Linked DNA regions of Homo sapiens: region 2 is linked to region 1. The links are chromatin loops, found by intact Hi-C in ENCODE. Cell type or tissue: heart right ventricle. All regions are shown on one strand.

Region 1 (8,000 bases):
GAGAAAGGCAGAATATTCAGCAGCCCTGTCCCACTTGCTCTTTCTCCCCCAGGGTACAGGTAGGCAACATCTTCCAGGCAGGCAGTAAGCCAAGGATGTGGGCTGCTGGGGAGATAGGCATGGAGGGAGATGGCCCTGGCTTCCTCCGCCCATCACTCCTGGCTCTTATTTATCATAAAGGCAAGTTCTTAAAGTCTAACCTCAGTCCTTCTTGCTCTTCTTGTTACTATCATTTTCTCCTGATCTCTCCTCAGTGGATATAAAGGACAGTTGCTCGACCGCCCTCATAAACCATCCCCCACCCCATCTGTCTTTTCTTCCAGACTTATGTTTCCTACATAACAGAGCTGCTTGAGATAATATATGATTTATTTTTTTTTTTGTAAGGAGGGAGGCAAGACAAGGTTGGGGGTGGGGAAAGATTCCCTTTCCAATTATGCCTGGCTCAGGCTGATACTAGTGTCAGTTTGCATTCCCTGAACATATGGGAGCCAAGAAGCAAGAGGGAGGTAGAGATGGAGAAGGAGGTGCTGGCTTCCCAGCCTTCTCCATGGGCAGATCGGAGGCCCAGTGTTGCTGGGGAAGGAGCGATTAGAGCGGTGGGCTGTTTATGAGAATGGTGGGATTCTGGGGCTCATTCCCTCTGGCAACCCGCTCCCTCTGACCTCAGAGGGACTTACCGATGGGTGAGTGGCCTTCAGCTGCCCACTCCCTCGGAGCTCCCTGCTCCTTCACTTCCTTTACACGTGAGTTCAAGGAATCAAAATGGGTACCAGTCATAGTCAAAAGTGACTGGAAACCAGAAGAGGAAAACTGCTATCCCAAAATCTTAAGAAGAGCAGTTTGAGGCAGATGGAATGGCTTTTTTTTTTAACACTAGCACAGATAATTGAGAGATGAGGGAGGATGCAACGTAGATGGTAGAAAAACTCCAAGCAGCAGCAGGTTTACTGTCGGGCTGGGAGTGGGCAGGGAGGCAGAGGCAATTCAGTCATCTTAATGATGATTCTCCAAAGGTGTGTCTGCAGTAAAGGAGCCAGGTGTTCTAAGAAGCACCCTGGTCTTACCCTCTCTTTGTCTTTCAGCCAAGGGAGGAGTGAAGGTGATCCAGCTGACCTCAGGAGGTGGTGGGCAGTGGGGGGGGTGGGGTGCTCTTGCCCTCACCCCTCCAGAGAGAGACTGAGATGGGAAGAGTAGAGGAGAGGGCTTTTCAAAGATTATTCTGCATCTAGTGGTTTCCTACATGAGCTAGTGCTTGTGGCTAGTGCGGACAGAAATGGAGGATAGGCCTCACCCCATCTCCATGAGCCCTCAGCAAAGGCAGCTGATTTCTAAGCCAGCTGCTGGATTCCTGACAGTGAGCTCCAGGAACTGACACTGTTGGAGGCACAATGAGAACACATTGTACCCAGGCAAACTCTGCAGAGCTGGCCTCGGAAAAGAGGCCAGAAGCAGAGAATGCCAAGCAGATCTGCGGGAGTGGCCGAGGCAACGGAGAGGAGCCCAACTGGAGGATTTCCTGAGCACAGCAAAGGGAGAGAGCTGGGAGAATGGTGGGGCAGGGTGCGGGGGGAGCACTTCAAAGAGAAGAAGGTTGGGAAGGAAGAACCATGGGTGGGAGGACGCTGGTGCTTCTTAATCAAATGCAAATTTAAGGCAGACAGCGTGCAAACCGACAGGTCTAATTTTTGTGTCTGCAATCTGGGCGGTGTTTAGAGAGGAACTAGCATCCTGGGGAGATGCTTCTTGAGAACAAGCTTGGCACACACAGGCAGGACCTGAAAAGCAAGTCACCCAGTAACCCAAGGACACCTGGGCCCAAGGACACAGAAAGGAGAGATGGGGGCTTTCTAGAGATGGCAGGCCTGGCTGCAGGGGAAAAGGGAGGAGATGGGTGGACTGGTGGCAGAGGGGCAGGCTGAGGGCATACCACGGCTCATGAGCAAGGATCCAGGAAAATAGAGGACTCAGGAAGAACAGGCTGGGGCTCATCTCCTCCACTAAAATGGGAGCTCCCTGAGGCAAGACCCATGTTTCCTCCAACCAACCAGTGGGTTGTCGAGTGCAGCACTGTGTCTCCTCCATCAGGACAGGGAGCTGCCAAGGGCAGAGGCCATGACTCCTTCCTCTATAAACCCACATAGTGGAGTGGGTAGATAACAATGAGATAGTAATATAAAACAATCAATTTTGGGGCGCTTTTCATTTGCTAGGCACTGTGCTCAGTGTGTTACATGCATTATCTCATTTAATCTTCATAGCAATCCTATGAGACAGATATTATTTGACCCATTTAATAGATGAGGAACCTGAAGCTCAGGGAGGTTAATTGACTCGGAATCTCATGGCTAGTTAATATAGAGCCAGGATTTGATTTGTTTGTTTATTTGTTTTGAGACATGGTCTCGCTCTGTCCCTGGGCTGGAGTGCAGTGACGCGATCTCAGCTCACTGCAACCTTCACCTCCTGGGTTCAAGCAATTCTCCTGCCTCAGCCTCCCGAGTAGCTGGGATTATAAGACGCGCACCACCACGCCCAGCAAATTTTTGTATTTTTAGTAGAGACGAGGTCTCACCATCTTGGCCAGGCTGGTCTCAAACAGAATCAGGATTTGAATTCGGGTCTCTCTGACCCCATAGCTTGTGCATTTGGCCACTATACTCCGGATCTTCCCTCCCAGAACCCAATAGAGTAATGACGATGACTTAGGCTACACAGAGCTGCTGCAAACAGCTTGAGTTGAGAAGCTGGGAACTTTACGATTGTAATCCAAAGATACAATTTCAACAGGAAATCCAATCTCTATGCAGAGTGTGGGAAAATGGCAGGAATCCACCCCCTGCCCCAGGCCCAGGTCCAGGCTGGGCTCCTCTGGCTCAGAAGCAGGGCTAGATCCTCTTTGGCAAATTTTTTCCCATCTCCCCCATGGAACATCCCACCCTGTAAGGCAAAAACAGGGGACCCTCCCCACAACCCAATACCCTAGCTCCAGCCCCATGCTTGTGGGAAATAATGGATCAGCACCAAGCCCATCCACCTGTTCCCCCATGAGAGAAGAGAAGGAACCAGGATGTCTTGGCCTCGTTCCTCCCCAGATGTCCTCCCAGCTGTGTGATAACAGGCCACTGAGGCAGATTTTATGCCTCAGCCCTGGGAGGAAGCATGGAGGACCACCAGAGGGCTTGTTGGCCAATGGAGAGATTGTGAACAGAGCAGGTGGTTTCATTGAACCCGGGACAGAGAGGGAAATGACAAATCCAAGGTAAAGCTATAGGTCAGGCCTGAATCTTCATCCCTGCCCAGAAATGAGGACATGGCCAGTTTTCACCTTGATCTCAACAGGAGCCAGGCCCAGGCTAAGGATTGGAAATGGGTCATGGGCTCGAACATAAGGTGCTACCCTTTGATAATCTTCTCCACATCTCACGGTCTGTTGACTTTTTCCATATTATTTCTTCTATTTTCTTTTCATCACAGTCTAAACAACCACTGGGCTGACATATAACCTTAAAACCTTTGCCAAAGGCAACTTCTGGAGAATGTTTTCTTCTCTCATTGTGATGGGTGGGTCAATCAGAGACCGTTCCCCTTCGCCCCAGGGGGAATTGGCTGATGTCTTGGACAGAGGAGGCATGAAACCATGGGCATCCCTATTCCGCCACATGGACCGGGGGCAGAAGCAGCCAGTCTGTGGTACAAGAGGAGAAGAATCAGATGTGTAGAAAAACAGAGGGAGCAAGAATGCAGAGCATGTGAAGAGGCATAGAAAACTTCGTCCCTTTCCCCTGGAAACATGGCTGGTTCCTTTAATAAACTCTCCCTTTTGTTTAAGCTGGCTCCAGGGGGCTTGTAAATGCACAACCAAGAGTCTAAGCTAAAGTATCAGGGCTGAATTGAAACAAAGTCAGTGGCTGGAGCCATTCTGTGAATGAAGCCCATTGTGAGCACTAGTCGCCTCTAGGTTCTCCAGAGCCATGGTGGTTAGGGTGAGGAAGGACAGGGTGTCTGCAGGCCTGCAGGAGAAGTGGAAATAGAACTAGCTTTACTGGTCATCTATGGTGTGCCAGGTGCTCTATGCTCACTCTTCTAGATAATCCATATAATTACCCCCCCTGCTGTGGGTACAAGCCCCATTCTACAGATGAGGAGTAAGTGCAAAGAGGGCTACGGACAGCCAGCTGGTAAGCACTGGAATTGATCTGAACCCTCACACGCATGACTCCAAAGCTGGTGCTCCTTCTATCGCCCCAGGCAGTCAGGGACTCAGAGACACTAGGGCTCCAGGCCAAGGCCAGACACCAGAGTCTTGGTGCACACCTATCCCCTGTAGCAGACATACTGGCCCTTTGGGACCTAAAGGATAGGTGTGCAGAATGCAGAATTAAACACAGATAGTGGTAAAAGTGCATCAGCCATAGATCCTACAAACTGTCCTCAGCCTGCGGCAGGTACCCAAGTGGGTCCAGGGATGTTCTAGGCTCAGTTCCCTGTGCCACTAAACTCTTATAGGAAACGTCAGAGTGGGTCCACCCTGTTTAGAATAAAAGATCTGGGCTGCTGCCCAACAGGGCTTACGATGCCTGTGGGATGCAAGAATGCCAGTGCTCTCCACTGGAGAGAGGCCTCATGGCATAGTGGCTAAGGAGGCAGGTCACTGGAGCCAGACTGCCTGGGGGTCATACCCAGACTCCACTTCGTGGCTGTGTGACCTTGGGGAAATTACTTAACCTCTCAGTTTCTTCATTGCTAAAAAGGGGATAAGAGTAGTACCTAACCCACTAGGTTGTTGTGACGATTAAATGACTGAATACGTGTAAAGTGCTTAGAACAGTGCCTGGTGCATAACATATAATAAATGATAGATATTATGACGAGTCCTTAAATCTTCCATGAAGAAGCTAACTTCTCCGCTAGATGCAGCACTCTGGGAAATCTAGTCTAGAAATCAGGGGCTACAGGCTGAGGGTGAGCGGAGGGGAGAGTAAAAGGGAAGTCGTTCCCTGAAATGCTGATGGGGCTGACATCTGCAGAACCAGCCATGTGCCAGCCTCTGCACCAGTCCTTTCCCATGCAGCATCTCATCCAGTCTCCCAGATCTGGGAGCTGGGGAGTCTAATCCCTATTTTACCAGGCAGTTAAGTGGCTTATTCAAGATCAACAGTTAGTGAGTGACAGAGCCAGCATTCCCAGTCAAAAAGAGGCAGACAAACAGCTTATTTCAGGCCCCCACTCTTCCAGACCATTCTAGTTATCCTCATCCCAGCCATTTTGGCCCTATTTCTTCCTGTACATCTGGGGAGGCTCTTCTTGAAGCTCCAGGGCTTTGCTCTGTCCAGCACTAGCCACGATACTGTATCCTAACCACCCCTCTGTGGGTCTGCTTCCTACACTAGACAGTGAGAGGCTTGGGAGGAAGGGTACTTGGCAGATACTGACTCTCGAGGAATGCTAAGGAGGGCAAGAGAGAACCGATTCCTATAGGCCTGGGCTCTAAGGACCATTGCTAGACTGATGTAGTGCAAGGGTTCTAGAACATCAAGAGGGCAGGGAGAGCAGTGAGTTGCTACTTGTGCAAGAGGCAGTAGAGTCTAGCGGCTGAATCATGAGCCTGAATCAAGCCTTGTTTAAGCTTAGCTTGACCGTGAACTTGCCACATTCCTTTGGGGTAAGTTGCTTAGCCTCCTTTAGGCTTCCTTAAGCTTCCTTATACCTAAATCTTATATAACAGTGTCAACAAGTCAACAAGCATGCACCAATAAGGCCATATTGGTTGCTAAAAAATATGAAACACTTCCTTACAGTAGTCAAATAGGTGCTTTTTTGAGCCCTCATGTGCTCCCCCTGCCACCCTGGCCACCTGGGCCCTTCCTCTGGGACCTCCACAATCCAGCAACCACAGTTAACAGGGGGCCCCCAGGACTCCTCCAGCTCTGAAACCTGTGAGGGTTGTCAAATATTTTGCATATGATCCTTGATTAATATCTCAGTGTGAGGATAAAATGGGTTTACGCAAACAAAGCGCTAGCACAGCTGGCAAACAGTGAGTGCTCAATAAATGTTAGTCCTTATTGTTGCTGATTTCCAGTGACTCAGACATGTCTGTGAGTGTTAAATGGTCCCCCACGGGTCCTCAGGATGAAGATGCCTGAACTATCTGTGGAGTGCATGGCCTCGATTAGAGTCTCAGGGGCTAAGTGTTCCCTTCCAAGGAGCCCAGACCCTGCAGCAGGCCCTCAGTGGTCCCAAAGCTACAGGCTGGGCTGGGAAACCTCAGAGAGTCCTGGGGTGCCAAGTAGGGAGGCCTGACGCTGGTGCTCCTAGGAGCCCAGTGGGTCCCTTGATGGTGGCAGCAGGAGCAGCAACAGCCTCTCGATGCTGCCTGTCAAGCAGCAAGCAAACCCCACTGGGCAGGCAGAGTGTCAGGCAGTGCAGGGTCTCAGCCCCGCCACTACAGCTGAGGAAGGCCACTCTCATGTCTGCTGCCATCCACTGTGGCAGTGGGAGCAGCAGCAGCACTGGCCTGCCTGCTCCCCCACCCCAAATAGGCTCTGCTGCCTTCCCTGCTGTTGTGACTCTCTTTCCCGGGTGCTGCAGTCATGGGCAGGATGACAGGGAGGCCATGCTGTAAATGCTCCACCCCTGGACATCACGTCACCATCAAGGCCCTGTGGGAGCATGAAGACAGCAGGACAGTACCTACACCCATGGCAACCTGTGAACTCTAGGACAATAGCTCCTAGGGACACCTGGACTCCACGGCAAAACCAGATCCTCTATGGCAAAACATTCTCACTCCTACAGCAATGGAATCCCATGGCAATGCCCAGGGCATGGCAACTGGAACAGCCAGTGGCATCTTAAAGGAACAGAGAGAGATGAAGGTTTGAGTTTAGGAGAAGGGAAACCCTCACTCCCCACAGGCTCTCCTACCCCAGCGCAGCCGGCTGTCTTCACTCCCTGAAGGACCATCTGCTCGGAGGGCTCCAAGCCAGCTAGTCCCCATCTAGTTCTCCTACCTTCAAACAAACAAAGCTGGATAACTGGAATGTCTTCTCCCATTGTGCCAAGTGTCTTGGATTCCTTTATTTATTTTATTTATTATTCATTTATTTTTAGGGACAGGGTCTTGCTCTGTCACCCAGGCTGGAGTGCAGTGGCCCAATCATAGCTCACTGCAGTTTCAACTTCCTAGGCTCAAGTGATCCTCCCACCTAAGCCTCCTGAGCAGCTAGGGCTATAGGCACAAGCCACCATGCCCAGATAATTTTTAAAAACCTCTTTTGTACGGATGTAGTCTTGCTTTGTTGCCCACACTGGTCTTGAATTCCTGGGCTCAAGCGATTCTACGACCTCGGCCTCCCAAAGTGCTGGGATTACAGGTGTGAGCCACTGTGCTCAGCCTCTGATTCCTATAAATATTCCTTTAAAACTCCTTTAAATTCCTCCCCAACTTCCGGCTCCTTCAGGAAGGCTTCTTGGATCAAACAATAAAGCTAGAGCTAGTACGTGGCACCACACCACTTATGCCTGCCACTGAATAGCGTGCAGTTGAAAAGCTCCCCTGTCTAGTCCCAAATTGGTTTAATGTCTTGGTTCTGCTATAGGTAGTCTGGTTCAAGCTTTGCTGTGGGTTGTGGGACTGTTTTCAGCAGAGCACTTCCCAGGGCTGGGGCAGTGGAGGAACAACTCTTGGTCAGGGCAGAGCACTGCACCTCACACAGTAGGGCCTAATCAATTCCCAGGGCATGGCAACTGGAACAGCCTGGTGGCATACCAAAGGAACAGAGGAAGATGAAGACTTGAGTTTAGGCTAAGAGTTAGGATAAGGGGTGCCCCTACCCTCTCAGAGGGCCAACCTCTGGGCATGGAGGCTGAAGGAGTCCTCTCCCTCCATCCATCCCATGTGGGCACTGCATAGGCTGCAAGAATAATCTTCCCTGGAGCAGACAGATGTGAAACTTGAGAGGCCCTGGCTGGCTGATCTCATCGATCAGCAACAT
Region 2 (8,000 bases), 49 kb after region 1:
CTCCTGCCTCTTTGGCCTCCCAGAATGCTGGGATTATAGGCATGAGCTCCCGTGCCCAGCTTATGCGTCTTAAACAAGGGTCTGTTCAAGCCAAAGAGCTTGCCTGTCAGCATCAATCATCCTTTGTGATAACTTTGCAATGTGTCTGGGGAGTCTCAAGGGCAGAAGTTTAGGGGTAGAGCTGGAGGTGCAAGCAAGGAGAGTGTTTCTTTCTTATGGGAGTGTGTGTGTGTGTTTATGTGTGTGTGTGTGTGACAGACAGAGAGAGAGAGAGAGAGAGAGAGAGAGAGAGAGACAGAGAGATTGGGGAATCTTATCAGATCCTCCACCTCCAAACATGCTCTCTTTGTTCTTTCTCCTTCTAAGTACCCTGATCTGAAATTTCACTTAACCTCAGTGAATAAGAGGAGGGCCTCAGTGCTCTTTAGTTCCCTCATCCTGGGGATCCCAGTCCTCAATAAATTACACTAGGGAGTTAGTACTCTCTGTTTCAAAAGAACATTGCACTTACAAAGGGATTCATGGCAGGATCCCTTTGTTCAACAACCACACACCTTGGCTGGGCACCTTCCATGTACCAGGTGCTGTGGCAATTGCAATGGCTGAGACCCAGGTTCTGCTCTCTAGGAGCTAGCAATCTGGTGGGGAAGAAACACATGCACACTCGTGACAAGTAACATGTGCAGGCAGTGCATGCATCAAGAGAGACAAAACAGGCCGGGCATGGTGGCTTATGCCTATAATCCCAGCACTTTGGGAGGCCGAGGCAGGTGGATCATCTGAGGTCAGGAGTTCGAGACCAGCCTGACCAACATGGAGAAACCCCATCTCTACTGAAAATACAAAATTAGCTGGGCGTGGTGGCGCATGCCTGTAATCCCAGCTACTCAGGAGGCTGAGGCAGGAGAATCGCTTGAACCTGGGAGGCGGAGGTTGCAGTGAGCCGAGATTGCGCTATTGCACTCCAGCCTGGGCAACAACAGTGAAACTTCATCTCAAGAAAAAAAAAAGAGAGAGAGAGACAAAACAGAGTACCATGGGGATTTAGTTGTCATGATCTGTCAGTGAGGCAGGATCTGGGGAGGCTTTTAGGAAGAGCAGTCAGGTTGGTAGTTGGTGGTTTGAGGTCTGGGAAGTAGTGGATTTGATGGTAGAACTCCTCATGCCCCTGGGTCTATCCGTCAGTGCCCCAATACAGACTCCTGCTCTTTAAAGAGATTCTGTGGTACAGTGGTTAAAGAATATACTCTGGAGCCAGAATGCCTGGGTCCAAAGCGTGGCTCTGTCATTTGCTGGTGGTGTGACCTAAGGCAAATTGCGGAACCTCTGAGTTCTCTCCTCTGTAAAATGAGATTGAGACAGGATCTACTCATAGGATTGCTGTGAAGAGTAAGTTAGTTAATGAACAGAAAGTGCTTAGAACAGTGTCTGGCACATAGTAAGGACCAACAAGTATTTCTGTTATTTATTATGATCACAGAGACAAAAAAAAAACCTTCTTTTTCAAGTGTCCCTCCATCCCACGTACCCAGGGATAGAGGCTGAGCTGCCTCATTCTCCTGAGCTTCCAGCAGAGCAGAAGAGGATAAGAACACCTGCCAGGTCTGGATCAGAAACCTGAAGCATCAACAGGAACAACATTGTCCATGCTTCACACAATAACACCCAAATGCTCACAGTGGAAAGGGTAGGAAACTAGACAGCTCGAAAAATGTGTCATGGAAAGAGTAAAGGCTTTTGAATCTGGAAGATCTGGGTTCAAATCCTAGCTCTGCTACTTCCTGCTATGTGGCTTTAGAAAAGTTAAGTTTTCTGAGCCCAGAGTCCGCATCTGCAATAAGTAGTCATAGGGTTTTATAAAGAAGCAATGAAAGAGTAAAGATAAGGCACCTAGCTTGGTGACTGGCACATAGGAAGTGCTCAAGAAATGGCAGAAATTGGCCAAGAATGGTGGCTCATGCCTGTAATCCCAGCATTTTGGGAGGTCAAGGTGGGTGGATCACGAGGTCAGGGGTTCAAAACCAGCCTAGCCAAGATGGTGAAACCCCATCTCTACTAAAATTACAAAAATTAGCCAGGTGCGGTGGCAGGTGCCTGAAATCCCAGCTATTCGGGAGGCTGAAGCAGGAGAATCGCCTGAACCCAGGTGGCAGAGGTTGCAGTGAGCTGAGATCGCGCTACTGCACTCCAGCCTGGGTGACAGAGTGAGACTCCATCTCAAACAAAAAAAAAAAGAAAGAAAGAAAGAAAGAAAGAAATGGCAGAAATTATGTTAAGGAGAACAGCCATACCTCCTCCGTCCTCCCAAAGGGAAGTTGCCAAATTCAGACACAGAATGGGACAGTCTGGTGGATGGCAGGTGAGTTGAGAGGCTGGTGGCTTCCCAGGCAAAGTGGAACAGTCCCTGCCCCTGAACATGATGTATCAGCCACATCCAACACACTTTTCTCTCTCCTCCCTTTCCAGTCTACATCCCACAGCTGTCTGCTGTCTAAGTCTCACCCTGGTACTTTATTTTTAAATCAAACACTTTTTAGTTGCATTTGCTGACTGCCTGTCAGACACTGTTCTAAGTGCTTTGCCTATATTAACTTGTAATTGTTCTATAAGTTGGTGCTATTATTATCATTCCCACTTCAGAGGCAAGGACGCTGAAGCACAGAGAGGCTAAGGAACTTTCTCACGATCACACAGCTAGTAAATGGCAGAGTCAAGATTAGATCCAAACAGTCTAGCTCCAGACATTGTGCTTCTTACTTCACAGCCTAAATCCAGGCCTCAGCCCTAACTCCTTTCCACCCCAATCTTCCAGCCTTTCAGCCTCATTCCAGCGCCAGGCCCCGCCCCATCAGGACAAATGGAGGCTACCTGGCCATTAAAGCTCTGCAAACCCCAGAGCAAGGAAGTGTTTTGGGCCTATAAATATTTCATTCTGACTCAGAGGGTGGTGAGAGCCTAAGCACCAGCTCCCTCTGATCTCCCAGGATGGGGGCGAGGGGAAAGGAAGGCGAGCACCAGTATTCGGCGGCGGTCCCTCTCTCCCCGGTCTGGAGAACTGGCCAGTCGCAAGTTCCTGGCCCCGCTCTCCACCGCCCTTCCTGCCCTTGAGGCGCCCGCAGCAGCTGCCGGGGTTGGGGGCACACTGGGCGGCGGCCGTGGTGCTGATAGGACAGCTCCTCCTGCAGTGGCCCTGTTAAAGGGGCCGCGATTGCGTTTGGGAATGCACTGAATATACCCATTTCGAAAAGGTCAGAACATTTTAACCAGAGCATCTAGGGGTTGGATATGCCAAAAAAAGAAAGAAAGAGGACAAGGAAAATATTTACAGTAAAGGGCTGGAGTATCTCTGAACTCACGCACTGAGATACGGACACTGCACAGCACAGAGTGTTGGCTAAAAACAGAGGTCCTGGAGCCAGAACCACCCCCTCTCCCCACTCGCCCCCAGCCCCATCTTCCCAACCCCCACCCAGTCCCCTCAGACCGTTGTACAAATCTGGGTATTGCTGCTTCCTGCTTTGTGGTCCTGAGCAAATTACTTAACCTCCTTGGCCTATTTCCTCATCTTTGAAATAGGGATGATAACAATATCTACCTTAAAGTGTTGCTATAAAGACTAAGTGAAGTATTTATTATTATTATTATTGAGCCTTGCGCTGTCACCCAGGCTGGAGTGCAGTGGCGTGATCTTGGCTCACTGCAACCTCTGCCTCCCAGGTTCAAGCGAGTCTCTTGCCTCAGCCTCCCATGTAGCCAGGATTACAGGCGTGTGCCACCATGCCTGGCTAATTTTGTATTTTTATTAGAGATGGGGTTTCTCCATGTTGGCCAGGCTGGTCTCGAACTCCTGACCTCAGGTGATCTGCCTGCCTCAGCCTCCCAAAGTGCTGGGATTACAGGCATGAGCCACCACACCTAGCCAAGACTAAGTGAATTATGAGAGGAAAATCATGGAAGACAGTTCCTGGTCCATAATAAACACTGAATACTAGCTAGTTATCATTAAGTCAAGTCATTAGCACAGTTTGTATCTCCCTTCTCTGTTCTGCCCCAAATTTCCAATTAGTAAATTTTGTCAGCCATTTCAGTCAGAATAGCAGAAACATTGTCACCAGAATGTTTCACCTTTAACGTAAATTTATGTTTTCTTATTTGAGTACAAATAGGACAGTCCATTTATATGGGGTTGGTGGCGGGGGGGAGGCGGGGAGAGGGTAACCAAATTACACAGCAGGCCAAGTTTCCAAAATAAATACATTTAAGACTGTGGCATGGGTTAGTAAGAAAGATGGGGAGATCTCTTTTCATAGAGGTCCTTCTGAATTGAGGCACTCCTGAGTACATGAAGATGACTTAGATGCAACCTGTTCAGAGACAGGAAATGGACAGAATGACCTGCATGAGTCCAGAGGCCACGGACAGAATCCCTGGACCCCACACAGGTCTCTTTCCAAGCTTTCTTACAACATCTGACACGTACCCTCCCTCCGCCCTGGAAATCCTGGTTAGTTCCTCCCAGGGCCAAATCTCAACTTGGGCTTCACCTCAGGCAAGAGAGAAGTGTGTCCCTTGGTGCCACTCTGAAGATATGACTCGTACTGCTGCACCCCTCAGACCAACACCATACACACATAGTGACACACACACACACAGACATACACACACTCACTCACACCCTCCCACACAAGCACACTCACACATCAAGACACAAGATACACACTGCCATGCTCCGAGTGCTTGTGTCCTCTCCAAAATTTCTATGTTGAAAACTTCTCCAATGCAATAGTATTAAGAGGTGGGCCTTTGGGAGGAGATTAGGTCATGAGGGCTACACCTTTGTGAATGGGTTAAGTCCCTTCATAAAAGAGACTTGAAGGAACCTGTTTGCCCCTTTCTTCCACCACGTGAGGACACACAGATGTCACCATCTATGGGGAACAGGCCTTCACCAGACACCAAATCTGCTGGCACCTTGATCTTGGACTTCCATCCTCCAGAACCGTGAGCAATAAATTTCTGACGTTTCATTTTAATTCTTATATTTTTAGAGACAGAGTCGCAGCTCTGTCACCCAGGCTGGAGTGCAGTGGCGTTATCACTGCTCACTGCATCCTCAGCCTCCTGGGCTCAAGCAATCCTCCCACTTCAGCCTGCCGAGTAGCTGGCACCACAGGCACATGCCACCATGCCTGATAATTTTGTTTTTTAATTTTTTGTAGAGACGAGGTTCTCACTATATTGACCAGGCTGGTCTCCATCTGGACTCAAGCAATCCTCCTGCCTCAGCCTCCCAAAGTGCTGGGCATTATAGGCATGAGCCACCATGCCTGGCCTGTTGTTTACAAATTGCCCAGTCTAAAGTATTTTGTTATAGCAACCTGAATGGACTAAGACACACACACTCACACACACACACATTCTGACACACAGAGATAGACATATGCACACACAACCTACAAATACATATACACACTGATACACACAGATATACACATTCACACAGAGACACACAGGTACGTGCTCACACACTGACACATACACACTCGCACCGCACACATCATACATGCAACTCACACTCATGCTTATTCTTAAACACACAAACACACACATCTCCAGCTTCCTTTCCCACCTGTCCTCCCTGTCCCTTGCTGTCCCTCGCCTTTGGCCCATTTCCCACCCAGCCCAGGGTGAGGAGGTGCTCTGTGTCCTCCGATCCTCGCTCATCTCAGAGGCTCCAGGCCTCCAGCAGTGTGCTCACAGGCTTCCCTGGAAAAATGAGCCCCAACACCCGTACCTTGGGCACACAACTTCCAATATTTGTGGTTTACAGACCTTGTTCAGCTCACACATGGAGCTAAGGGTGAGGGTATAAAGGCAAATCACAATATTCCTATGCTTGAGAGGAAGTAACTTGTCCCAAGTCACACCACTGAGCAACAGGAGAGCCTGGGGTGACTCCCCCACTCCAGTTATCTTCCCCCACACCACACAGCCCCCTCTCCGCATAAGGCCGCAGTGTTTCCAGACTGGGCATTGCGAGGAGGTCCCAGGGCTGGGGACAGGACTGCAATAGTCATTTACTAAATGTTTATCCTTCTTGTCCAGCCTCTAATCTCTGCCAACCTCTCAGGACAGAAATGGAGGAAGAGCTGAGATGTCGTGGTGGGGAGCGCATAGTAAAAGGATTTGAGCCCATCCTCCTTCCCCAAGCTCTTGCCTGTAGACCCTGGCTTCAGGCTTCAGCAAACCAGCTGGGGGCCATTCAGCTGGGCCTGGTCCTTGGCAGAGAATGCAATCACCCCAGTCTGTGTCAAGAGAAAGACAAGGATGGGCAGCCAGTGGTGGTGCCCCATCAGAGTGGGCATGGGCAGAGTGGGCAGAGCCTTGGCAGGAAGCAGGGGAAGCTGAGGTCTACTGGCTGGGACTTGTTAGCAGAGGGGGTGGGGCTCAGTATCCCCAGCGCCGGCCTGGCTGGCTCCTGGCTCTGAATGGGGATTAGGATTGTCCACAAGCTGTGGGACTCATCATTCCCCTCCCCTTCGCCACCCCCAGGGCCCAGGGCTCTGCCAACACCTCCAGAAGTGTCCTTATCCTTAGACTGTGGCATGGCCTCCTTTCTGGCCAGATGGCAATGTGTTCTTACAGACAAAAGATGGGGCTGGCTGTGTTACTTTCAGGTAAGATCAGATCGTTAAGCTTCCTGTTATTTATAGTTAAGTGATCAAGCAATAGCAAAGATTTCACCTCTTACTCCAAGCCTAGCCCAGCCATTCCCCAGGAGAGGCTTCTGAACACCATACTTCCCAGACTTGGCATTCCCAGAGCAACTCCACCACCCCAGCCTGTGTCTAGAGAAGGACAAATGCTCTTCCCCAGACAGGGCGTCCTGCACCTGTGCCTGCGGACAGAGGCAGGACATGGAGATCTCAAACACACCTCTGCAGAGGAGATGTTCACTGCATTCCTCCAACACCTCCCTCAGAATCTCTCATCCTATCACCCTAGGCTGGAAGTTCTTCCAAGTGTCTAACCTCCATCCCTCCTGCTAAGAATCCAAGTTCACTTCCTGGTTCTCCATTCTAGGGGCTTGTTTCTCACAACCTCTGACCTCTGAGAGAGAAGTGAATTTTGAGCTTCAGGGAGGGAACTCAGAGCCGTCCAACTGAAGACTTGTGCTGTTTCAGCATATTGACATCTTTCGCTGATTTGGTCCACGTGAATGACTCCACTTTCAGTATCCCCAGTTCCTTTTCAATTAGCCAAGAGAAATGATTTAGTGCTAATGAAAATCAATGGTTTAAAACTGTCCCACAAATCACAGGGGGCTGGAGGCCTCAGTTATAAATACTTCCCAGGAAGTTGAGCTGGCATGGGAAGCAGGTGCAGCCGGCACACAGCTTCCTTCACCCTGAGTAGAGCAGAGAAGGTGCCCTCCCTTCTCTCTGCTCCTTCTTCTGTTCCAGGATACCTCCTGCTACATAGGCCTCAGTTCCAAACACCCCAACAATTGGCATGCTCCCCTGCAATGCAAATCAGAGCTTAGAGTTCTAAGCCACAAGGGTATAAATATCTAGGTCATTGGGGAAGTGCCCTGAAGACAATCCCTGTTCCATCCAGGTTTCCCTCTCTCCCTCCTCCCTCTCTCTCTCTATATATATACACTTTCCTCCAGGCCAGAGTTACAAGAAGTCTGGCTTCCCTAACAATAGCTTAGATTCCTGATGGACACTGGAGCTGCTGAATAGGGAGGAGCAGAGGTAAGCGGAACCTTGGGGCTGGGAGAGCTCAGTGCAGACACAGAAACTTGAGCCTGTGAAGACCCCCAAGCCGCCAGCCAGATGACCACGTCTCCCACCAGACCTGTCAGCTCCATCTTTCTCACACTTGCTTTATTATTATTTTTCTCCCCTATCTTAAAACTTCCAGTATTTCTGCATGGATGGGTTTTCCAGCCAGGCAGATGGAGGTAGTATCACTCAACAAATCCCACATACTTCCAG

Evidence for each region. Peaks named below come from ENCODE experiments on the same cell type or tissue, not always from the same donor. Only the 100,000 strongest peaks of a DNase experiment are listed, where the experiment ranks them.
Region 2: a loop joins it to region 1, with 3.0 times the contacts of the local background. A loop is called at or near these places in 3 of 110 quality-filtered maps.

Annotation. Positions count from the first base shown.
Region 1 is chr1:201,658,735-201,666,734 of GRCh38, reverse strand. The region is part of intron 5 of NAV1 (neuron navigator 1); the gene reads right to left. Among named protein-coding and RNA genes, the nearest start is that of MIR5191, 57 kb to the left of the region's middle. In heart right ventricle, no CTCF peak of the experiment used is centred here; no DNase peak of the experiment used is centred here.
Region 2 is chr1:201,609,502-201,617,501 of GRCh38, reverse strand. All of the region lies in intron 2 of NAV1 (neuron navigator 1), which reads right to left. The region is part of intron 1 of LOC124904482 (a long non-coding RNA gene); the gene reads left to right. Among named protein-coding and RNA genes, the nearest start is that of NAV1, 74 kb to the right of the region's middle. In heart right ventricle, no CTCF peak of the experiment used is centred here; a DNase peak (open chromatin) is centred at 3,141.